3 separate regions of the Mus musculus genome follow, and all the other regions are linked to region 1. Evidence: chromatin loops called from intact Hi-C (ENCODE). Cell type or tissue: left cerebral cortex. All regions are shown on one strand.

Evidence for each region. A loop is a pair of places that touch in the nucleus more often than their neighbours do. Peaks named below come from ENCODE experiments on the same cell type or tissue, not always from the same donor. Only the 100,000 strongest peaks of a DNase experiment are listed, where the experiment ranks them.
Region 2: it touches region 1 in a loop (2.1-fold over the local background); 4 of 42 quality-filtered maps call a loop at or near these places.
Region 3: a loop joins it to region 1, with 2.2 times the contacts of the local background. A loop is called at or near these places in 4 of 42 quality-filtered maps.

Annotation. Positions count from the first base shown.
Region 1 is chr13:57,834,766-57,842,765 of GRCm38, forward strand. The region is part of intron 2 of Spock1 (sparc/osteonectin, cwcv and kazal-like domains proteoglycan 1); the gene reads right to left. Among named protein-coding and RNA genes, the nearest start is that of Spock1, 70 kb to the right of the region's middle. In left cerebral cortex, a CTCF peak has its summit at 3,096; DNase peaks (open chromatin) are centred at 2,676, 3,124, 3,472 and 6,172; H3K27ac peaks cover 1,016 bases.
Region 2 is chr13:57,886,597-57,894,596 of GRCm38, forward strand. All of the region lies in intron 2 of Spock1 (sparc/osteonectin, cwcv and kazal-like domains proteoglycan 1), which reads right to left. Among named protein-coding and RNA genes, the nearest start is that of Spock1, 18 kb to the right of the region's middle. In left cerebral cortex, no CTCF peak of the experiment used is centred here; DNase peaks (open chromatin) are centred at 3,318 and 7,970.
Region 3 is chr13:57,903,890-57,911,889 of GRCm38, forward strand. It overlaps Spock1 (sparc/osteonectin, cwcv and kazal-like domains proteoglycan 1), which reads right to left and starts at 4,443. Exons shown (of 12, transcript NM_009262.3): 1 at 4,303-4,443; 2 at 3,513-3,698. The coding sequence starts at 3,698. In left cerebral cortex, a CTCF peak has its summit at 4,520 (motif pointing left); DNase peaks (open chromatin) are centred at 1,514, 2,310, 2,988, 3,759 and 4 more places; H3K4me3 peaks cover 2,693 bases; H3K27ac peaks cover 1,738 bases.

The sequences.
Region 1 (8,000 bases):
GATGGCGATGGAGACGTTCTCAGTCTTGATTATGGCAGGATTTACAAGCTGCATACATTTGCTGAATCTCAAACCGCACACTTTAAATAGGTGGGTTTTAGTGCATATAAGTTATTTCTCAATGAAACTGGGTTTTTTTTTTAATAAAAAAAATCTCCCTGGGTTTTTATTTTGGACTTCTTATTCTTAAAATATATAAATATATCTACCAAAGGTTCTGTCCACATTGATAAGTATAAGAAAACATACTTTGGATATAAAAATGTCATGCTGCCCCTTGTTTCTATTGACTATTTCTAAGGTGTTTTCACGAAGCTAATATTTTAAACCAACATTTGAGATTGGATGTAATGGAATGGATGGGCTGCCTTGTGTGCACATGTATTACTAACATGCTTATTGATCTCTCCCGGCTGTTTGTTTTCTTGACTCCCATCAGGTCTGTGGAGCTAGAAGCAGTGGAATGTGAGACCCTCTCCACCTGCCACGTGCCCCTGCTCACTTGTGGATCTTTCCCTCTGTGCCACCACGTAGTGTCAGTGACCTTCCTTCCAAACAGCCACAACCTGCAATGCTGCTGCCAAGTTCACCTCCAACAAAAGAATATATGTGAGTAATTATGAAATAGGTCCAGCAACGCAATGCCAACAGGTAATAGAACAATGAGCCCTGGGGAGAACTGAGGCTCACCCACATCTGCATTTGAATCCTGGTTTGGAGGACACGGAAGCGTACCTAGAACCTCTAACACAGCAAACCTTCACCTGTTCACCCCAACGAGTACCCAAGAGTAAAACCAATCCTAAAACACTCTCATGTCACCCTAGAGCACCAGTTTTAGAAATTTAAAAGGGAAGTGGAGGGGTGGTTCTGACGCTCTGATCTGGAATCTGCACGTAAATGCTGAAAGTCCTGTTCCCCAATTGGTTCTTGATCCATCAATAGAGATGCTAGTGGCCAATGGCTGGGCAGAAGAGGTAGGACTTCCACGTTCCTGCAGGCAGGCTAGGAGATGAGGAAGAGAAAGGGGAATTCACCATGTTTCAGAAGAGGAGAGAGCCACCAGCCATGTGAGATCTTAGGTGGAGTGGCCACTGGCCATTTCCCAACTGGGCCTGAGATAGCAGTAACTAAGTTGAAGGCAGATTCGGAGGTGTTGAGCAAGATGTACAGAGAAGGGCATGCTGGTCAAGAGAAGCTTAGAAGAGCCCAGTCACTGAGCCATAAAGCAGGTTAAAAATGAGCTAGTGTGTGTGTGTGTGTGTGTGTGTGTGTGTGTGTCATCATCCACAGATCCAAGGGAAGCTGGCTGGGGGCTGGTAGCTCAGTCAGCCCAGAGCTTAAAGCGGGGTAGTAGACACTACACACTACATGGTAGGGACTGTGCATCCCTGTGTCACAGACTACAAAGCAAAACTCGCAGAATACTTTGGACAGCTCCTACCTCCAACAGATGTTTCACTTCTAACACCCTAAAATGCCCTCAAACTTTGGGATAAATGTTCCCTCTACATATTATGAAGGGTTCATTCCGAGGCAAGGGAAGGGAGGAGGAGGGGAGGGAAAGGTAGAAAAGAGGGGAGGGTGGAGTTGAACCAAGGTAGACAAGACCCCCTGAACTGATAAGGCTCAATCCCACAAGGACATTTTCCTAGCCCCTCACTGACCCAGCACTCCAAGCATGGCTTGGCCATATTTGTGCAGCATCTTGGAATTGGAAGAACAGCCACACCTTCTGCATCCATAGAACAGAGATGCCAACAGTCTCCAGATTATAGAGCAAGTTCTGCCTATAATGTTTATTCTTGATTGTCAACTTGACTATATCTGGAATGCATTACAATCCAGAATTGGAGGGCTTACCTGTGATCCAGATCTTGAGGCATAGTGGTCATGAAAAGCTTAGGCTCAGGCAAGGTTGTACAGACCTCTAATCCCAGGAGACTGAAGCAAGGAAATCTCTGAGTTCAAGGTCAGCCTGGGACAAAATAAGTCCCAGATCCAGGTATGGTGGTACGCACCTTTAATCTGGGCCACACCTTCTGCTGGAGACTTACATAAAGACATCACAAGAAGGAAAATTTGTTTTTTTTCGCCTGCTTGCATTTACTTGCCACACATTGGTTGGAATCTACTTCTACAGAAGACCGACTGAAACAACTAGCCTTGTGGAGCTGAGCAACTACTAGATTCTTAGACTTCCTATTCACAACTGACCATTGTTGGGGTAGTTAGACTACAGACAGTAAGTCATCACAATAAATTCCCTCAATATAGAGAGACATTCCACAAGTTCTGTTACTCTAGAGAACCCTGACTAACACACCACCCATACATTGCCACTAATGCTTGGTGTTTCTACTTCATATGAATGGTTCCTCCACCTCTAAGCTTATCAACTCCCACCCATCCAGCAATCAGATTATTGGCTTCTGGTTCTCAAATACAGAGGCTAGCATTGAATCTGAACACTCAAAGCAAATGCACAGTTTCTCTGGAACTCCTATTTAAACATATTATACTTGTTGGCTGTTGACCGACATTGGCAAAATAAATAAGGATTCTTTGTGGCCGCGCTTCAAAAAGTAACCTAAAGCAAGCTGTTCAGCTTTGCAGTGGGGGTGGGCTGAAGAACAAACTCATTCTTACCAAACCAATGTAAGGCCCATGTGAAATTTCAGGGTACCTCCTCTTCTTAATGTACAAAAGGAGAATCTAGGACCAAGAGCCAGAAGTCACCCAAGCAAATGCCTTTGTGTTGGACTCAGGGCTAGGTATGTCTATGAGTCCAGAATGAGAGCCAAGAGTTGTACCACAAAAATACTTCTAAACAACAATGGCAACCTGGTGATCCACTCTCAGACATATTTCAAGACTATTTATATTAGCAGAACTTGGATTGTCTCCCCAAGCAGAAATACTGAGAACTGCTAACTGCACGGAGCCCAGGTTTATGTATGACCTCCTGCTTCCAGAAATCCCATCCTGATATTTCTAGAAGTCCCTAGAAAGGAAATACATGAGCTGACAAAAAAAAATCTTCTAAGTATGACTACCCCTGACAGCTATATTCTACCCAAGCAACACCAGGAGCACGCTGGCATCTCTGCCAAGGGTACAGTCTCCACAGAGCTCCCTGGAGGCATCCACAAGATTGCTGTGTGCAGAAAAGAGTGAATCACCCATCAAAGACTCGGGTTCCCCTCCCACAGTGCACAAGGGCTGCTAAAAAGCAACTATCGAGCCCAGGCCTTCATTTGTAGCCTCCTTCACATCTAGGTGGAAGGGTGGGACTTGTTCCCATTAGCAGGGTGGTTTAGAATAATGTGTGTCACTTTCAGATCAAATGGGCAAGCAGTGTGTATGTCCTCTCCCTGCTGTCTCTTCCTGCATCTGACAGGGATGCATGTTAGAGATGATAGATCCTAGTCCAACACCTCCTGATGCTTGGGTCCCAAAGCAGTGTGGGCTATGCACACATATATCACCAGTGTCAGACAGAAGCAAGGCTGAGTTTCTTAAGCTTGCCAAGGAGGGTGCAGCCCTGCCACAGCTATAAGAAGCCACAGATCCAGGTGACAGTGTTTCACCCATGAAAATATATTCAGAGCGTGGTAATCACAAAATGTCTCAGAAAGGATCTCAGACCTGTGACCTGACTTCAACCCAGAGACAACTCAGCCCATATATAAGACAATATCCTAGTGCCATGATTTCCTTTCTTGCTTTCCAAGAGGCAGATCCACCTTACCTATACCTGCACAGTGGAGCCTAGAGTGTCCATTACTGTCCACTTCCGAGCAAGAGATAAGCAAAGACATAATTTACCACAAGCCACCTCAGAACACCTGCTAATGTAACATTACATGAGCATAGCATTATGTTGGTAAATTCTCTCATTACGGAGGTAGAAGCAACTCAGGGAAGAGGATATTTTGACTTACAGCTCGGGATGACACAGCCTATCAGGCAGGCTAAGACATGTCTTCAGGAGAGGGTGCTGATCAGGATACAGACAGCTAACAGGAAGCGGGGCCTGGTTGTAAGGCATGAAGGCCCACCTCCAGTGCTCTGCTTCTTCCTGTGAGGTTATATCTCCTAAGGCTTCTCAAACAGCACCACCAGATGCAGGCCAAGTGTTCAAACAGATGAACTTGTGGGGACATTTCACAACTAAACAACAGTGTATATTTATCAACCTTCTGGGCTCAGTCTGGGCTCAGACAGGTTAGTTTACAAGAAGGAGAAGTCCAGTAATGTTGGTGACAGAGAAACAACTAAGGGTAGCTTGGGGTTGCTTTACACACTGAAGTGTCACTACCAGAATCCTGTCAGGGACACTGAAGTGTGGGGAATTACAGGCTGGTATCCAGCCGAGCTGAAGTCTAAACCCCGATGGTCATAATTCACCTTCATGACATGGTAGGCATTCCCTCATGCTCCTGGAACTCTGGCCCCTGCCTAAGGTATCACCTCCCACAGCCCCCACAAGAGAAGCATGGTCAATAGTCATGTAAACAATGACCCAAGCTTCTGACCTTCAGGCTAAACTCCTCCCTAGTTACCTAGCAACAGCAAAGACCATTAAAAGGGGTGCTCAGCCCCCACCTCTCTCTTACTCTTACTCCTCTGTTTCTTTACCTCTCACTACTCTCACTTCTCTCTCCTCTTCCCTTTCTCTTTGTCTTCTTCTCCTCTCCTCTCTCCTCTCTCTCTCTCGCATTCTCTCTCTCTCGAATTCTCTCTCTCTTGCATTCTCTCTCTCTCTCTCTCTCTCTCTCTCTCTCTCTCTCCCCTTTCTCTCTTTCCCCTGCATTTCTATAATAAAGCTCTTAAACCATAGAGAGTCTCTGCTCCTTCTAGATCCGCTGCGCCACTCTCGCCAGTGTTGAGAACTCCTTCCCTCATCCCTCTCTCCTACAACCCTAGGGCTTTAGCAAGGTAGCTCTGGGGTCCCGGTCGGGGGCTGTCCCTTTTCCATCCCCACCGCCATAGGTCAGGCATGTTCACCCAGGCCGTGTGGAAAAGCGTCCGGCAGCTCTGCCTGTGTCTGCCTGCCCAGAGCACAGGAACTCTGGCTGGGACGTTAGGCCCCCTTTTCTCCCCACTTTTCCCCAGGGCCCCCAGGCCCTCCCTCCCTTATTTTGTTCCCAACACTGAACTGCAAGGAACCCAGCAGGAGGCCATCCAATAAGAGGAACCTGCAGAGGTGGCCATTAGAGCTTCAGTCTCACTGCCCTCTAGGGAAGTTGCTCTCCTGGTGCCATCTGGATTTACCAATGGGTTTCAGGATACCACAGAATGTACATTTCTTCTGCTGACCGCTCATTCACCCACACCTCCATCTTTCTGGGAAAATCTGAAGGCTCTGCTAGTGAATCACTGGACAGAAGTTCTGTGTTCTCTCTCAAATGAGCTTTACCAAGGACTTTCTCCAACCAGTAACAACAGTGTTATGGCTTAAGCCTGAAATGTGTTTATCATTGATTGTTTGTGTAAAGTTTGGCAGGTGGGACTTCAGCTGGAGGGAGTCAGTTGCTAGTGCTGCACAAAGTTAAACCTTCGATCCTTGTCTGGCTTCCTGATTCCTATCCTCCATGACATAACCAACCACCTCGTCCACACAATGGACTCACACCAGCAGAGTGTGCACCTTGAAGCCTGGAGCCCAGGAACCCTCTAAACTTTCAAACAAACATAAATACATCTTGGCTCTGATCCATACTTGTTTTTCTCAGGTATTTGTCACAGCAACACAAAAATAACTAACAATGGAAATTGGTAGCAGAAAAAAAGAAAAAGAAAAGAAAAGAAAAGCTAAAAAGTTGCTTCTGTGACTCCAGGAAAATGGAGCCATTAAGCCTTGGAAACAGGTTTGTGGGAGAAATCTGAGAAGTATGGAGAGTGAAGAAACCCCCTGAGATACTGCAATCAGAGCTTCATGGTGATCCTATCCTGGCAAACTCTCAGAAGACCATAGTGCTGATAGATATCAGACTAACTCCAGTGCACAGATTTCAGACAGGCTGGAGACCTGAGGGGTGGGGGGACGACACAATGACTAAGGGCCATTCATGTTAAATAATGAGAAAGCATTTCCCCTTGTTTTGGCACTGCCCTGAGACTTTAAGTAGAGTTGAATTTTAAAGTGATATGCTAATTAGCTTGGCAGAGGAAATTTCAAGACAGCATAATGTTGGAAATGCAACATTGATGTCGCTGGATGCTTTTAGCAGGTTTGTAGTAAGGACTAGGAGCAAGGTTCTGAGAGCTGAATGTGAACAATTTGGCCAGAAATGAAGCCCTTTCAGGTCATGGACAAAGAGTAGATGGTTGTTTTAATATAAGCACTGCTAAACCGAAGTCTAAGAGTGTCTCAGAATTTGGCTGGCCCACGCCTACCTCAGAATAAAGGTGGAAAGGTTTTTTTGTTTGTTTGTTTGTTGTTGTTGTTTTCTCATCCAGAAGTCCTTGCTTTGAAAAGAAGGCTCCAGGGTACCACATACATCCACACAGATGCCTGGGGCATGAGTGTTCTGAGGTTTCTGAACCCATCCACTGTTCAAGCTCTTGGTGGAGCTGGAAGCCATCCACAATGCCAGCTTTGCCAACATGCAGAATGTTAGAGCCATGGTGACTAGGCAATATCCATCTAGAAATAAAGGAGAGTCCAGGAGACCAGGCAAGGCGATGTGTGATAGAGTAAGGATCTCCACAGGCTGCTTCTGAGAGGGCAAGGGATGAATCTATGAAAACGTATCCTAAGATGCAATGTCCGTTGCATGGATGGTCTGCCTCAACATGCGTCTGACCCCACAGAGCCAAGGGACCATTGACTGAACCCTCTACAGCCAACCCCAAAGTAACTCCTCCCTGTCAGCTGCCAGAGCAATGCACCAGTAATTAACACAGATATGAGACCATATGTTGGTGCCCTTGTGCCAAACTCTGATTCTCTTGTTAATTCCTCACTGGCACACCTAACCCCCTAAGGCAGAGACCAAAGTGGTGTGAGTTACCTCTACTGATTCCTCTACTTGATTCCTCACTAAGAGTCAACATATCCTACCAATTCCCCTCCAGAATCTCTCCCAGGACCTTCTACTTCTCTCCGTTCTCATCTCCACGGCTGCCCCCATCTCCAGCACCCACATCAGTCCTCACTTGGGTCTTTGACACACCCATTCACAGACAGCCTTCCCTTGATGCCTCTTAGAGGGCCTTCTAAGTGAATCAAAACCCTTCTCGTCAGGATCACATCGAATCAGTGGTCTCTGCCTTACGGTGAGTGGTCTTTAGTCTCAGGACCGATGCTTTTATTATAGTATTATATATAATATAGTATACATTATTTATTATAGCACTATAATATATAGTATGATAGCATTATTACATCAGGTTCCCCTTCCCTCTGCACCCCTCCGTGTGCCCCACGCCCCATGTTTCTGCAGTACTATAATGGAGTGGCTCTGACCTTTCCCCCAGCTATGCTTTTTTTCTAGTTTGGTTTCCCCAGGTCCCTCTGTTTTGCTCCCAAAGCACAGCAGGACCCTGGCTTCCCTGAGTTGTTCTTTTCTCACTTCCTCTATCCACTCTTCCGAAACCTTCTTCTCCGTTCAATGCTTGTATGCCTGCTTCCAACCACACTGGGATAGCCATGTCGTTAGGAAGGCAGGCGAGCATTTTGTAGTGGGAAGTCACCATTCCCCCAGGCTGCCAGCAAACAGTGTTTGATAAGGACGATAAACACATGATACTGATCGTACCGCATAGAGCTGTGTTCAATATCCCAGCACACAGAGCCAAGTGGCAGGTGATCTGTCTTAAATAGATAGCATTGCTGGGTAACTGATTTCTGCCAGCAGTGTATTTGCTGGGATTAAAATTTGATTTAAATGTACCTTTAGAATTATTATTGAATATACCAAATGCTCCATTCACATGTGGGCAAGAAGATCATCGATCATTGCAGCTCACATTCCTATCAATCCACAGACAGC
Region 2 (8,000 bases), 52 kb after region 1:
GTGGGAATACATCACTCAGAAGTGTGATCTTACTGGGCGGTGGTGGCGCATGCCTTTTATCCCAGCACTTGAGAGGCAGAGGCAGGTGGATTTCTGAGTTCGAGGCCAGCCTGGTCTACAGAGTGAGTCCCAGGACAGCCAGGGCTACACAGAGAAACCCTGTCTCAACATTAAAAAAAAAAAAAAAAGAGGAGTGCAATCTTGCCAAAAAGTCTACGGAACCTCACTGTGAAGAAGTGATCAAGTATGGGAATTGGGTGACATCTGATGGAACCATGGGTCTCGTGCTCCAAAAGTTCCCATGTCCCAAAAGATGCCTCCCTCCCAAAAGAAACTGACAAATGTCCTCCTTTTCTAGATTTTAATAATAATAATAATAATAACCAGAATCAACCTTCAGTATCCAACTAGCTCCTGAAGTGAGAAGCAGCTATTGACAACCCTGTGGGGAAGTGGGAACTTTACTGTAGACCAAATACCATTATTGTGTCCACGGTCAACTTCTTAGATCTGTTAATTATTGAAAATGTAGGTGTCTCAGAAAATATGTCCACCAAGAACATCTTTAAACACAAGGGACAAAAGTTTCTATGTTTTTGGTATTTTTTAAGTGTCTTGTCAGTATGTTTAATATATTAAAAAAATAATATACAAACAATATTCAGATAATCGTACCTTGCGTCAGGTTCAAAAGAAACTCGACAAATGGCTACCAGTGGTGCCTATCTGTATGCCAAAGCGCATGCTGGCTTCCAGAGTCTCTCTCAGTGTTGTGAATACCTGTTGGAGTCCATGCTGGCCTCCTGGCTCTTGTCAGCTCTTCTCAGTCTTCCCCCTACCCTAAACTTCTTCCGAGCTTTCCTTCCGAGCTTCTCGGTCCCGTATAACCACGCCATTCCGTTCATGTGTTCCCTTGGTCCTCTCTCTTCCTGTCTCCCTCACGTGGTTCCCCCTAGGTAACCCCTTTCCCTTCCCCCCACTCTCCCCACACCATGCTCTGCCCTCCGCTCACGGCCTGCTCCAGTCTGCTGGCCATGTTCAATCTACTACTTTCTCTCCCTGCTCTGGACTCCTGCAGATGCCTCTGGCTCTCCTCTCCCTCCTATCTACAATATAACCTTCCCCTCAACCACACCTTGGAGCCGTCTTGCCTCAGTTCATCCATCCGGTGCCGAAAGCCCCTTGGACCTGACACCTTGATCTAAAACGTTGGAAATACATTATATAATTTTATTTTATTTTATTTTACAATTATATATTATATATTATATAATTTTATGTATTTATTTACAAATGTAACTTACATATTTATATCATACATAAATATGATGATAAAAGTGGCTGTCTGTGCTAGGTAATAAGGAAGATAAAAGAACAAGAGGGTAGATTAGAGGCAAGAGCAAATGTTATTATTATTATTTTATTATTATTATTATTCCACATGTCACAGCATGCACATAGAGGTCAGAGAATAGCTCCAAGGACTCCGTTCTCTCCTTCCTCTGTGGAGCTCAGGGCTCACACTCAGACCACCAGGCTTATGCAGCAAATGTTTTACCCAATGACCCAGATCATGGGACCAGGAGCAAGTGCACTTTACATGTTAAATAAAAAAAAATAATATGATCTAGCCAGGAAGTGGTGGCACATGCCTTTAATCCCAGCACTTGGGGGGGGGGGTGGCGGGGGCAAAGGCAGACAGATTTCTGAGTTCAAGGCCAGCCTGGTCTACAGAGTGAGTTCCAGGACAGCCAGGGCTACACAGAGAAACCCTGTCTCGAAAAACAAACAAACAAAATACTATGATCACAAGGATACCAATTCAAAAACACCAGGGGAAATAGTTTTTATGATAAAGAAATATAAAGGCTTAAAGAGTAAAGATCTAAGCCCATGGAAGGATTTAGGGTCTTGGAGGTTTCTAGAGGTATTGATGACAACCTAGGGAAAGCCCTGTGGCTGGGATACAGCTTGGTAGAAGAACGTTCAACCAGCTTGTGAGAGGCCCTGGGATCAAACCCTCACCACAATATCTAAAGGCTTTTATTTCAGCATATTTTTATTTCACAGAAATTCCCTAAAAAAATTTTTTTTTCTGAAAAATGTTTCCTAAGGAAATTGTTGTAGAGATGGCTGATGAATTAATCCGCCCCTAACATGTTCTTCCTGACAGGAGAAAGTAGGAAGTAACACAAATGTGTAACCAAAAATTTTTCTTTCCAAAAGAAAAAAAAACTTTTAAAATAAATTATTGGACTATCTATCCACCAGAGGACTACCTAGAAAGGTATTTCTGTAGCTTTTTAAATGGGAGAGGCATATAAAACACACCATGTCATTTCAGAGCATGTGCGTATAGACACATAAAGCAATACAGCTCTCTTGGAGGGACAGTGTATAGATTTTTTTTCTCATGTTTATCTCTTTTGTTTTCTAAAAACAGGGAAGATGCTGAGGTAGGAATCACCACCTCTCGCTTTGGCTCCGGTGACACTGCCTGGCGTGGCTCATGGGGAAGAAAGGGGGAGTCAGATGTCAAAGCAAGCCCTTCAGCTGTCAGCAGGCCCTAAAAGCTCTTCAGTATGGGAGCAGGTCAATAGCCACTGGACCATGACATCTCCCCTGCCTGCTCCCTGGGGAAGGATTGCATCTGAAGGGGAGACAGCCTACTTTCAACAGAGAGACAGCCCCCCATTAAGCTCCACATGTCACCTCGGACAGCACCGGGCACTAAGGACTGTTGTTAAAAGCTGTCAGAGGACACTCCCACTTCAGAATATCCAAGAGACTCTGGGAAGGCGGGGGGGGGGGGGGGGGGTGTGCACAAAACAGTGGAGTAAGTCTGGCTCCTGTCAAACAGGATGGCGTTTACTTCCCGCTTGAGGAAGGACTGGAGGGACAACAGATTTAAAGCTTGCCTCTTTCCCATTAGCGCTCCTGCCTGGGCTAGCCACTTAACCACTTCAGGCCTCCTAAATGAGCTGTGTAAAGTACCCGGGATGCAAATTCAGGGCGGGGTGTGCGCACAATAAGCAGAACAGACAGCGTGCAGGCTGTACATTTTCATATTGACAAGGAATTTCTATGCTACCAAGCAGAACGTCAGGCCCTTATTTCACAAGCATGTTAAACAAGGGTGGGTTCTTACTACTCCTTCCCCACGTTCTCACGATGACCAAACCTACACGTTCTTACCTGCTGGGAAGCGGGCAGTGGTGGCAAGGCAGAGAACAATTCTTAGAGAGAAGCTTCTCTCTACAGTGAAGATTCCTCGCCACTCCCAAGTCTGCGTGACTGGATGACTAAGGGGAAGTGGGGTGACAGCTGCCAGCATTTGCGGGCATGTGAGATCAGCCAGGTTCCCCGGGGAAAATGCATTTCCCCTCAAATGCTACCAAAAGTCATTATGAGCAAACTGCTTTATTAAAGGAAGAAAGGGATCTACAACTGAGAAAAAAAATTGAGTTCCCAATTCAGATATATCCTCAGGCGGCAAGCTTGCTTATCTGTGCACTATGACTAACCAAACAAGGGAAAGCAGCTTAGAGAGGACTGGGTCAATCTAGAGAAAGAACAGCCTTGGGGAAGCCTGTGCCTCCACCCCTTGCTAAGAAGAGGAGAAGAGAGTTGAGGAGACAAAGGAACAACTCCCAGAAAGCCCAGGACTCCATCTAATGCACCCCTCCATGAAGACAACCTGCATGGGATAGGGATGGGTTTCTCACCAGAGAGGAGGCTCTTGGGATATATTTAATACCGTTGGCCATGTATATAACTTCTCTGCTTTCTGGGTACATGGTAGGATATCCCTAATTGCCCCATGGACGCTCTCAAAACTATCATCTTAAGAGTCACGGGATATTAAGCTTAGCACTCCTGCTACCCTGTCTGTAACCACAGGCCTTAGAACCCTCAGCAGCCACTGTCCTGAATAAAATATTGGAGCCTTCTTACCCATAAGAGATGAGCACTGTGGTATAGAAATGGGCTTTTACAGTTTTAAGGCAAAAATATTATATATAAGCCAGAGGAAGAGGTTGACCCTGAGTGAACCACCACATCAAGGAAGTGGTCCTCCAGAGGGCACATCTTGACCTCTAGCCTGGGAGTGAAGGGGTTAAATAACCAAGTGTGCATCCGACAGCGTACCACAAGTCTAACGGTGTGAAGCAATGGGAAAGAGGGCTCAAATCTGATGTCAGATGGAGGCTCCCAACTCAACTGGTCTTGGCTTTAAATCCTAAGATAATAGGAAAATGAATCCATCTTATTAAGAGAAAGCAGAATGCAAAAGTAAATGAATGCCTTGTGTTTATTCCCCAGGCTGAAATCCCTCAAAAAGTCAAAATCACTCCCCCACCCCGTGTTTAGTAAACATGGCCAAGTGTTGGCAACTGGCCTCGGGAAGCGGAGGCTGCTCGCCTCTGCACCCCTTAAGGCACATGTGTGCACACACACAAGCATGCACACACACAAACACTGCGATAACTTTCAAAAGACAATCAATACCGCCCTGAGACAATCGGAGCTAATCAGCCCATGCAAGTGCAGTACACTAATCCCATTATGTGCCTTCCTGCTTTCCTTAGAGATAGAGTTGTATCATTCCACACAGAGAAGATATGCCCTGCAGAGAGATTACAGATTCCTGGAGATGTGGATTACATCCAACTCCCAGTACAGAGAGGGTGAGCACTGAATAGAAGAGCAATGTATAGCCAAGGGGGTGTAAATGTGGTGGAGCTCCAGCTTACTGCCAATCCTCATGCCTACCTGACCCCCTCTAAAGAATGGCTCCACCCGTATTCCAGCCTGAAAGTAGGACAGGAGAATGCCTAAGAATTTTATGGAAAGTGGGAAGTTTAGGGCCAGGAGGGACTAAGCAGATTACACTAAATAACAAAGAGCCTCTGGGAAGGAAGAAGAAAGGCTGCTGCATCTTGTCATGGAAGAACACCAAGGCCCAACAGAGCAGGGTGGAGGAGAGCTGCGATCTTTCGAGAAGGGTGGCTCTGGTTGTGACTCGGGCTTCTCTAGCACTTGGAAAGATACCAGAAGAAGAAACTAAAATTCTAAGTTCCTTCAGCTTCCTTCAGCTGCTAGACAGAATATCTGTGAATGGGGCGTTGGGCAAAGCCTCAGCTATGTGGGGTAGTGGGGCTCATCTGGGTGCCGATGCTTCCTCAGGCACACTCCTGGTCAGCATCCTTCTCTGCCACCTAGCCCTTTCTCCCCCAAAAGCCACCTTACAATTCAGAGATGGCACCTTCTCCTGGAAGCTTAACTAACCGCTTCACTGGGACGGGATGACCTTCCCAGATCAACCCCCAACACCTTGCATTCCTATCACCTAGTTAATTGTTTAGTTGAGTAGGCATGGGTGCCTTCGGAAACAGGACTTAAGGCTGAGCTGGCACACTCAAGCCTGGGCCATGCTTGATAAAGAAAGCTTTGGTGATGGAGACCACGGAGTCTCTCAAACTGAAGCTTTCACCTGAGCTAAGGGGCGGGGAGAATTTACCTAAGCTGAATGATAGGAAGAGAGACCCCGTTTCTGTCCTCGCCCCCCCACCCCCCCGCCCATACACCACAAACTGATTGCTTGTGTCTGTACTGACACCTGTTGCTCGTTCAGAGGCCCGACTCTTCCACTAGTCTGTTCTGTGTGTTACTAAAACATTTACAGAAAGACTAGTTCTACAGTGGGACGGGCATAGCAAAGAAAGAATAAGACTCTAAAGCCTACTGAGAGAAAGTGTCTAAGACCCTACTGTAGATCATTTGGGTGCCAAGTTCCAGGTCAGATGTTTTGTGATCACAAATCTACGTGAAGGGAAGGAGGCAGCCTCCAGAGCTGTGCTAATGGGGCAGTGTATTATAGGACAGGCATCCTCCATTTCCCCAGGTACCTTAGAGCTTGCCAAATAACTAAATGGATCTTTGAAATTAATCCAGGCCTAGGGAAGAGAAAGAATGCTTTCAGCCTAGTATAACACTGGAGTTACACAGGCAAGAAATGGATCCTTAAAAAGAAAAAAAAGAAGAAAAAAAAAGCTTTCAGGCCAGACCAGAAACATGAACTGTGTCTGTCCACACACCCCCATACCCCTTCCCACATCTATAGCATTCAACTCTGCTCACATCTGAGGCCAGCCAGGCTGAGAGAGCAACACAGGCTGGACGTGAGTACAGTCAGTGGGGAGGCTTGGAGGAGGAGGAGGAGGCGGCAGTGGAAGGAAGAGATGAGGTGGCACTAAGTCATGCCACCAGCCTAGGGTAGACCACACGATATTCCTATTATCCTAAGACCCATTATGAAGAAAAAAACATCCAAACAGAGATGATGTTCATCCACCTGTACTATCTAGACTTGTAGACAACTTGAACCAAGACTAAGACAGGATCCCACGTCACCTGTGAGTCTACTGGGCTCGATGACTTTGTCATAGGCTGTGACTCCTTTCCTGCCTCAAGGAAGAATGTTGGACTGGGCTGACCACAGATGATGACCCTCAGTATGCAGAAGTGGGGATATGAGAGCTGAGGTGCTCATGCCGGAGCCATAATCAGGACACCCTGGAACAGGCCAAGCTTGAAGCATGCTGGGCCACATGGCACAACTGACACTGCTGTGGAGTCATAGAGCAGGTCATAAAAGCTTGCTGTTCAGCATAAAGGACAGGGACAGGCTGAAAGAGAGAACCCCCCTTGTTGACAGTAAGGCATATTAATGAGCTGGATGGTAAGACAAAGACCAAGGGATGGTCCTGGCCTGTCCATCTGGAAACTGTCAACTCTGAGGGAATGGAAATGTTTTCCTCTGCATTCCTCTACTCTTTGAGGTAAGAAAATTAAATGGGCCTCTGGTTTGCAGTGAAGACGGTTCCCGTAACTCACAGGGAAGCGTTGAGCATCTTGAACAACTCCCAGTAGCTCTTTCTCTCAACAAAAAACAATAAAAGTCATACGGCCTTGATTATAGTGGGTTGTCTACAGTAACTTACCACATTCCCCTCCGAGGATATGAAACAAAACATATTTATTCAATTAATCCTGACTTTAATCTTAGAGAAGTCAAATGTTGCAAGAGGGTGTGTGTCTCAAAGTATAAGCTCCCTGAGGGCAGGGACTTCGATGCCTGTTTCCCAGCTGCCCCGCCCCTACCCCTGAGACCTAGGGAGCCATTTGCCCATTGATTTCTTAAGTGAACAACTGAGAGGGCGGCTGGGTAGATGTCCATGTCCTCAGCTTCCCCAATCTGGCAACTATACTTTGCATTTATTGTCATTAGCAGAGAAGCTCATGGCGGTTGCTGGCTGAGAGGGGAGAGTCCATTCTCTCCAGGGGTGTGGACCCCGGTAGGTGACCCCTGCCCCAGTGAGTGGCAAACCCTCCATTCACGTGCACAAACAGCAGCACTAACTGGAATCAGTGAGTTATGAAAAAGGAAAAAGTGGAGAGATCGTGAAGTTGGGAGGAGCATATGGAAGGAGGAGCTGAGAGGACTTGAAATATAGGAACAGGGTACATGATATACATGCAAAAGATTCTCAAAGAGGTTAATTTTTTCAAGTACCATAAAAGGAATGGCCTACCCATGGGCTATCTTTTACAACCTTGACCTGACTATAGATTTCTTTGGGGGAAAAGAAGATTTCCTACACAGCACCCTTCCCACTAGACACCATTTGCCCCTCCCTGCCCACGCACTATAGCAACTCAAAATGTGGCCAGATGTGGCCAGATGCAGCCAGATGAGGCCAGATGTGGCCAGATGCGGCCAGAGTCTTCAGGGACGCAATCCTCTCCAGATAAAGACCAATGGCCTATAAAACATTTCTGAATGGCTGACCAGGCCTAGAGAGGTGGCTTCGTGCTTCCAGCTCATGGATGATGCTGAAAGAACATAAGGGAATTCTTTCCCTTCCCTTCTCCGCAGTGAGCACATCCAGCAGGCCTGGCAGGAGCAGTGGGTGGGAGGAAGTATCGGGTAATGAAAA
Region 3 (8,000 bases), 69 kb after region 1:
GCACAGAGGAACCACAGGCTCATGGTAGAACCATGAGCTCATGGAGGAACTATAAGGGCAACAACCACAAGATCATGAAGGAACCACAAGTGTATAGAGGATCTGCCATCTAAGTGATTTTATGTCATTACTGGATCCCTAACTCCAGCCAGCTAATCATGAGGTCATCTAATGGTTCAAACTGGAGATCGTGAATATTCATGTGCTGAGAGTGACAAGACACCTTTAAAAGTGGCAGTTCAGGAGCCACCAGGTCACCTTCAACAGTGCCATAGCAAACTCGACAGTCAAGAAAGCCAAGAACTCATTCGCACCATCACGTCCATTTCTGAGTTGATCCAGTCAGTATGATCGCTTCTCTGAAAAAGACTGCGCAGAGCAGAGCATGGTGCTGCACACCTATAATCCCGGCACTAGCTAGATCAGGGAGTCAGGAGTTCAATCTCAGCTACATAGTGAGTTCAAGGCCAGGCTGGACTACAGGAAACTCTCTCGAAACATCAAAATAAGACAAAATGAAGTAAGATCACCCTTGGCTTTTAGTTCCCCAAGACCAAAAGTCACTTCTAAGTGTCTCTCATCCAACTCCAACAAAGTAATGAGTTGGTGGTGAGAGATGGGTAGTTTTCTTTTCAAACCTGGCATGCATCTTTACCATAGTCCTTAAAAGCTATCAGAGACTTCACAACTGAAAGCTCTGACCAGGCCTGGTGGCGCACAACTTTAATTCCCAGCATTCAGGAGGTAGAGGGCAAGGGGATCTCTGTGAGTTCGAGGCCAACCTGGTCTACAGAGTGAGTTCCAGGACAGCCAGGGCTATACAGAAAAAAACCTGTCTCAGAAAACAAAACAAAGAAGAAGCCCCAGAATAATAGGCCAAGAAGCTGAGGTTTTGTTAACCTGGAGCAAGAACTGGATCCCTGGAACTGATCAGGCGAGCCAGGCTCCTGCTACCTGAGACACACTTTCTCCCTTGTCCCTAGGGTGGCCTAAGTCTGGAGAAAGCAGCCTCCATCTCCTCGGTCCCCAAGGGCTTCTCCACTTCTACGATCCAACTAAAGATAGTTGGGCCTGCTCTAAAAGGACCCCTGATCTGAGTTCACACCACTTTAAAGGGGTTAATGGCATTCAATTATATCTGAGCCACTGCGGGAATCACATGACTCCATGAAGCATAGAAAATGGCTGATGACTGATGATGTTTGCAAATATTTTAACATCTTTGGATGTGTATAATGGTGTGCTGAACCAAATTGTCATTTTCACAAACTATACGCTGCTAAAAGCACACATTTGGCGCTAAATCTGCTCTGGAGGCTTCCTGCTTCGTGGTTAAACCTTGGGCCCTTCTTCAAAGCAATCATGAAGGCAGTGTTCCCAGCCATGCTAAGAGACATGAACATAGCATCCCTCCTAGAAAGGAGTCCAGGTCCACATAGGAGAAGCCTGATGCTGCGGTTTAGCAAGCAGCCAGAATCTCACCATCAGTCAAGAGTTGGTGGAAAACATTGGTCTGCTATTTTTAGTCAAGACCATGCAGGCAAGGGAAAAATAAGAAATACACTGTTCATTTTCTTAAGATGCAAAGCTAAGTGGGAATTATGGCTTTAAACTCAAGGCACATTGAGGCTGCAGGCCTTCACGCAACTCAGAGGTCCAGCAGGCTCAAGTGTTTCTACCCACGCATCCCCTGTTCCAAGACACCCAGCAATGACGGACCATCCTCTAAACCAAACGTTCTGACCTTCCTAGTGCTGAGACCCTTAAATACAGTTCCTCGCATTGTAGTGACCCCCCTAACCATACAATAATTATTTTGTTGTTACTTCATAACTGTAATTTTTTCTACTGTTATGAACCATAGTGTGAAAATCTGATATGCATGGTATAAATCATATTGTAAATATCTGATATGCAGTATCCCAAAGGGGTTGCTCTTCACAGGTTGAGAACCACTGCTCTAAACCAAGCCCAACTTGCCCAGGTGTGTAAGGGTCCGTCATATGCCTGATTCTCCAACCCTTACTGACACGCAATAAATTAAAGCAAAAACAAAACTATGTCTTTCCCCCTCCATGCTCCCTTCCCCACACACCTGGCCAGGCATGGTAACATCTCAGGCTGGCCCTCAAGATCTTAAAAGCGCCATAGATGGCTAAGAGAACTTGTTAGGAACTGTGAGATGCAGACTAGAGTCTCCTTCTGTTGGGTCCAGCAGGCAGATCTGTGGCAAACAGTCCCAAATAACCAAGGAGATTCAGTGTGTGTTTGAAAAGCTCTTCCCAGAAGAAACTCCTCCAGGGAGGAGAGGGGCTCGGAGGATATAGCAGCAAATCCCGGAAGGAGATCTGGACAGGTGCTATTTAGAAAGCACTGGAAGCCATCTGGAGTCATGCAGTTCCTCAGAGACTAGCTCCCTGCAAGGCCTCGAGATACTGAGAATGGGTTCTGAGAAATCCATGGAGAAAAGTATGGGGTGCCTTTCTCTACCTCTGTATATAACTGTGATGATGTCCAGTGGCATGGCTCAGGTCACCCCTTTAAATATATATATATATGGTATGGCTCAGGTATATATATATATATGTATGTATATATATATATATATATATATAGTGTGTGTGTAATTTATTATATATTGCTTTTTTAATGTTCTAACACATAAACTACTGCATAAAAACAAAACATTCAAACATAAAAGCTTTACTCATTGTAAGTCTTAGACATTTTTACAATACTGAAAGCATCTCGGGGACAGGGATTCCTAATGTCCCCTTAATCCCTACCACTCTGGGGAGTCTTTGAAGGGGCTGGGGAGCAGGTCCTACTGGAAGGGGGCTTCTTGCCCCATCTTCTGGAAGCACAGAGGTATGTAGGAGCCAGGACTGTGGCGGAGACAAACAGCAGATGTGCCCTGATGCCCCAGGGTTTCTCCCCCACATCCCACCTGGCACTCTCCTGGGGAAAGGATTCTCTGATTCTCTGCGCTGCCTGTTCCCTTTTCCCTTCCACTGAAGTCTGGAAGACTCCAAGCCACTGCACTGTTCCCTGCTATCCCATCAAGTTCATTGCCAGGAGGCCCCCAAGACCTCCCCTCATGCCTGACCTCATGGCTTCTTAATAAATGAGCTATACACATCACTAGAGATTTTTTTTTCCTGATGCACCCAAAAGATAGCCAGATCCTGCAGCTCCCAGGACCTTCCTTCCAGGGTTTGGTAAAGTCAGTCTGCCATCAGTAGCTCTCAGACACTTGGAGAGCCCCTCTCCCCAAGCTGCTTAAGGTTTGTGCCCTGTTTCTGTGAGGACAGCTGCATCGATCCTACAAGTGCACATACCTGGAATACAGGTAACACGCAAGAGCACCCAGCCTTCCAAGTTCTCTTTAAAGTTCCTCTCAGGCTAGACGGATGCACTGTGGACCTCCATGAGAGGTTTGAACCTACCACCCCCAACCCCTACACTGGTCTCTGAGCCCCCCCCCCCCATTTTCCACCCCCAGCCGAACTCACATCTCGGAAGCGGTTCCAGTACTTGTCACGGTCATACTGGGAGACAGTGCTCAGCCACTGGTCATTGTCTAGGAAATTGGCGTTGTTGAGGGCCGCGCCACCGGCCAGCGCGTCCAGGTGCCGGCTGTCCACTTGGAGGAAGCACCACGCCGCGGCGGCCGCCGCGAGCACCGCGATCGCTGGCATCTGGGGGCAGGGCACACGGGCGTGAGCCGGTGACAACAGGGCTACCTCAAGCCCCTCACTCCCACCGGGTGTCTGGGCGCCTAGGGGCGCGCACAAGCTGCAGCGCCTGGGCTCACCGCGGGGACAGGGTGGTCCCTCTCACACCTGGGACGGAGGTTGCACCTGGAGAGCCCTTATGCATGGAAACAGCTACAAACGCAGAGCCTAGGTCACCGACTCGGGGCCGCCGTCAAACTACTGAAGACCCTCTCACCGGCTCTCCGTTGTGGGGCTCCAGTACATCTCCCCCAAAACCCGGATGCTCAATGTGCCAGCCGCACTCCCACAGACGGGCCCCACAGCTCTGGTGTAGGGATAGGGATAACGGCGCTCTGAGCATCATCCCAGGCTCTGGCAGACGGGGGCTTTGGGGTGCCCTCAAGCCGGGCTTCCCGTTCCCAGCTAAGGCAAAGGTCTCTCTGCTCCCGGCCCGCGGCTTCTGCGCAACAGGGACACGCAGAAATGCCCCCAGGCCCTGACCCTGCCAGCCCGGGAGATGGCCTCAGGAAGGTCCCAACTACGCCAAATATGCCAAGTTGGGGCTCAGTGTTCTGCGGACACGTACCTTGGGAGCCCGCCCGAGTCCCGGCGCCCGAGTTGCTGGGGTTCCTGTACCGCGGTGGCTGGGAAGGCTGATGCCCGGCTCGTTCCCTTGCGCACCTGCCGCCGCCGCGCGTCCGGCCGCTTTGTGAGCCCGCAGCGCTCTGGCTCGTCTCGGGCGCGGCGTCCGCGGGCGGAGAAGCCTGAGCTCCTAGCCGAGGCCTCTGGCGCCCCCTGGCGGCTACTTGGCGCTCAGCGGTCCCATCCGGGAGCGTGATTCATTCGCAGCTCTACAGGGCTGACACAGATTTCAAGCTCAGGGAAATGATGTTAGAAGGCCAAGAAGTCGCCAGTGTTGAGGGACTCTCAACGAGTAAGTGCTTGGGACACCCGTCTCAGAATCTCTACGGTGGAGAGAGGAGACTCTCTCCAAGAGTCGGCCCTTTAAATGAGTCCCTGTTGCGTCTTGTGCACAGACAATATTTAGGTGAACTTCTCTACTCCCTGGTTCAAGCCATACACCCAGCATCTCTAAGTCTGATCTCCAACCAGAGCCACCCCTAAGAGTCCTGTGGAACCGACCTCCAGCTTCAAGCACGGACAGAAGGAGAAAGCTGGCCTTGACCCAGCCCTCTCTTCTCTTTCCAAATACTCAGCGTGTTTGGTTTAATAGGGGTGGGAGCGACTTAACAGGTGCATCGCTGCCTACTTCTTGGCACAGCTATAGCCTATAGCCCTGAACACACACACACACACACACACACCAAACTCAAAACCCTTCAGGACACTTCCCTGAGAAACACCCAAACCCTAGTCCCCTGCACACCTGGTCCTTGCCCTCTTACCCTTCTGCCTCTGTTTGCCCCCACCCACCCACCCACCCCTGCCTTCTTGTCCCCACTTTCTACACAGGCTAGCCTTGGGGTCAGACCCCAGTGGCAAGGGCTCCTCCAGGCCTGGGATCACTTTGCCCCTGGGCAGACTTGAGCTACCAGAATATCTGAATGCATTCTGCAGCTGCCTCATCTCCATTTGTTCCGAGATTTGTGGTCCCTGTGATTCAGGCCAGGACCTCGGTGACACTGCCCTGAGAACTCAGTGTTTCTCCAGCTGCAAGCTCACTGCGCTTAAGGTCACTTATGGCAAGCGTGACCTTCCCGTGGGCTGGAACTCTCTGACAGTGCGATCTGCCTTGCTCTCAGCAGCTGCACCAGTCATGACACACCACCAACAGTCAGTATCAGAGGGATCCTGAGCCCTGCTTTTCAATATGCCACCACGATGATGTGGCCGGTTGTGAGTCGTGCTGTAATAATTGGGCAGATGGCATGGTTTAAGCATGTGAATTGCAGTTCTTGTGCATTCTGGGAGGCCTTAGTACAGGAGAAGTGGAGTCTTTTTTTTTCATGTTGGGGAAACACCTCACCCAGAGAGTATCTTATCACGGGGATGAACACAGTGAGTATCTGATGTCATAGCTGGAGAGAGAGAGGCTTGGGATAGTGAGAGGAATGCATCTCATTTCAAGAGAAACTTATGTGCCAAGTTGGGGCTCAGTGTTCTGCGGACACGTACCTTAGGAGCCCGCCCAAGTCCCAGGACCGCAGTACCGTGGCTGGGAAGGCAGCTGCCCGGCTTGTTCCCCTGCGCACCTGCCGCCGCAGCCGCCGCCTTTGTCCCGCGCTCTAGCTCACATACGGGCCTGTGCAAGCATTACCTCTCATTCCCCAGCCATGTTTTGTCAGCACCCCTGTTCTGAAGAGTCACACCCGATGTCATTTTTGCCTCCTCATAACCAGTTCTTTCATCAAGCCATCTTAATCTACCTTTGAGTTAAGTGATTGGCCACACCAGCCGCCTGCCCTGCTCAAGCCTGGGCTCTTTCTATGAACTCCTGCAGCATGGCCATTCCTGGCTCTTCAGTCGTCACGGATCATCTTTTCCAGTCGTCACGGATCTTTTTTTGTTTTGTTTTGTTTTGTTTTGTTTTGTTTTGTTTTGTTTTTCGAGACAGGATTTCTCTGTATAGCTCTGGCTGTCCTGGAACTCACTCTGTAGACCAGGCTGGCCTCGAACTCAGAAATCCGCCTGCCTCTGCCTCTGCCTCTGCCTCTGCCTCTGCCTCTGCCTCTGCCTCTGCCTCTGCCTCTGCCTCTGCCTCTGCCTCTGCCTCTGCCTCTGCCTCTGCCTCTGCCTCTGCCTCTGCCTCTGCCTCTGCCTCTGCCTCTGCCTCTGCCTCTGCCTCTGCCTCTGCCTCTGCCTCTGCCTCTGCCTCTGCCTCTGCCTCTGCCTCTGCCTCTGCCTCTGCCTCTGCCTCTGCCTCTGCCTCTGCCTCTGCCTCTGCCTCTGCCTCTGCCTCTGCCTCTGCCTCTGCCTCTGCCTCTGCCTCTGCCTCTGCCTCTGCCTCTGCCTCTGCCTCTGCCTCTGCCTCTGCCTCTGCCTCTGCCTCTGCCTCTGCCTCTGCCTCTGCCTCTGCCTCTGCCTCTGCCTCTGCCTCTGCCTCTGCCTCTGCCTCTGCCTCTGCCTCTGCCTCTGCCTCTGCCTCTGCCTCTGCCTCTGCCTCTGCCTCTGCCTCTGCCTCTGCCTCTGCCTCTGCCTCTGCCTCTGCCTCTGCCTCTGCCTCTGCCTCTGCCTCTGCCTCTGCCTCCCGAGTGCTGGGATTGAAGGCGTGCGTGTGCCACCACTCCCGGCGTCACGGATCATCTTCCTGTACCGGAGCCTCAGCCACACCTTACTATTCCACCTTAGCATCCTTCCCCTAGGCATCTGCAATCCCTTGTGGCCCCTGCTGAGAGTCTGTAAGTCAACCCCCCACCCCTGCCCACAACGGTTTAGAAGCTTCCCACTCTATTCCCAGCTTCATACTCAGCATTTTCAGGGTGCCCACGGGGGCATACGCTTTTCACACCTGTATCCCTAGGCTTACCTCGGAACTTGACATTGAACACTCAATAAATCCAGTAATGGCCAGAACAAGCAAACGCCAGAACCCTGATGCACCTGGAAGTCTTAACCCCCTCCCTCTACCCCACCTCCACCCGCCATCTCCAACCTTTGGGTCTTCAGAGCAAATTTCTGATTTTTTTTTTTCTGGGAAGACCTGTCCCTAGTTTAATTAGAGGGCATCTGCTCTTGGCCAGGTGCCAGCCTCACAACTGGAATTGTCCCTGTAACCACTGTTCACAGGAAGGGCAGCCAGCACCGGCCAGGCTGGAGGAGGGTGTCAGAGCAGGTCTGAGCCAAGAACGGACTTAACCTTGTAGTAGGGTGAAGAGGCTGGCAGCTGGACCCCTGCCATCCGCTCAGCCGGCGCTTCCGGGGAGGGGTGTGAGATTTATTCGGCTGTAAGAAGCACCCAGGACCAAATCAATACCGTGCCTTGGGGCTGTATTTCTGCTCTTCATTGGCTCGCATACAAGTATAATAACTCCTTGTTTTAACATAGTTCTCATTTCCAGGGAGCCCACATGTTTTATTTTCGGTTTAATGGATCCTCAAACATGTGCTCCTGGCTAGACAGAAGCAGGCAGAACTGTTGCCACTTTCTGCCGAGGAGAGGGGATGGATGGCTGGAAGAACTGTGAAGGTCACAGAGAGACGGTCTAGCCCAGTCTAGCTCCGGAAGTCTAAGATAGCACTCCCCAGGGACCCTCTGCTGGCAGGCCGGGCTGGGAACCACCTACTGGGCTTCATTCAATGATAAGGGTATGTTGTTTGGCTGTC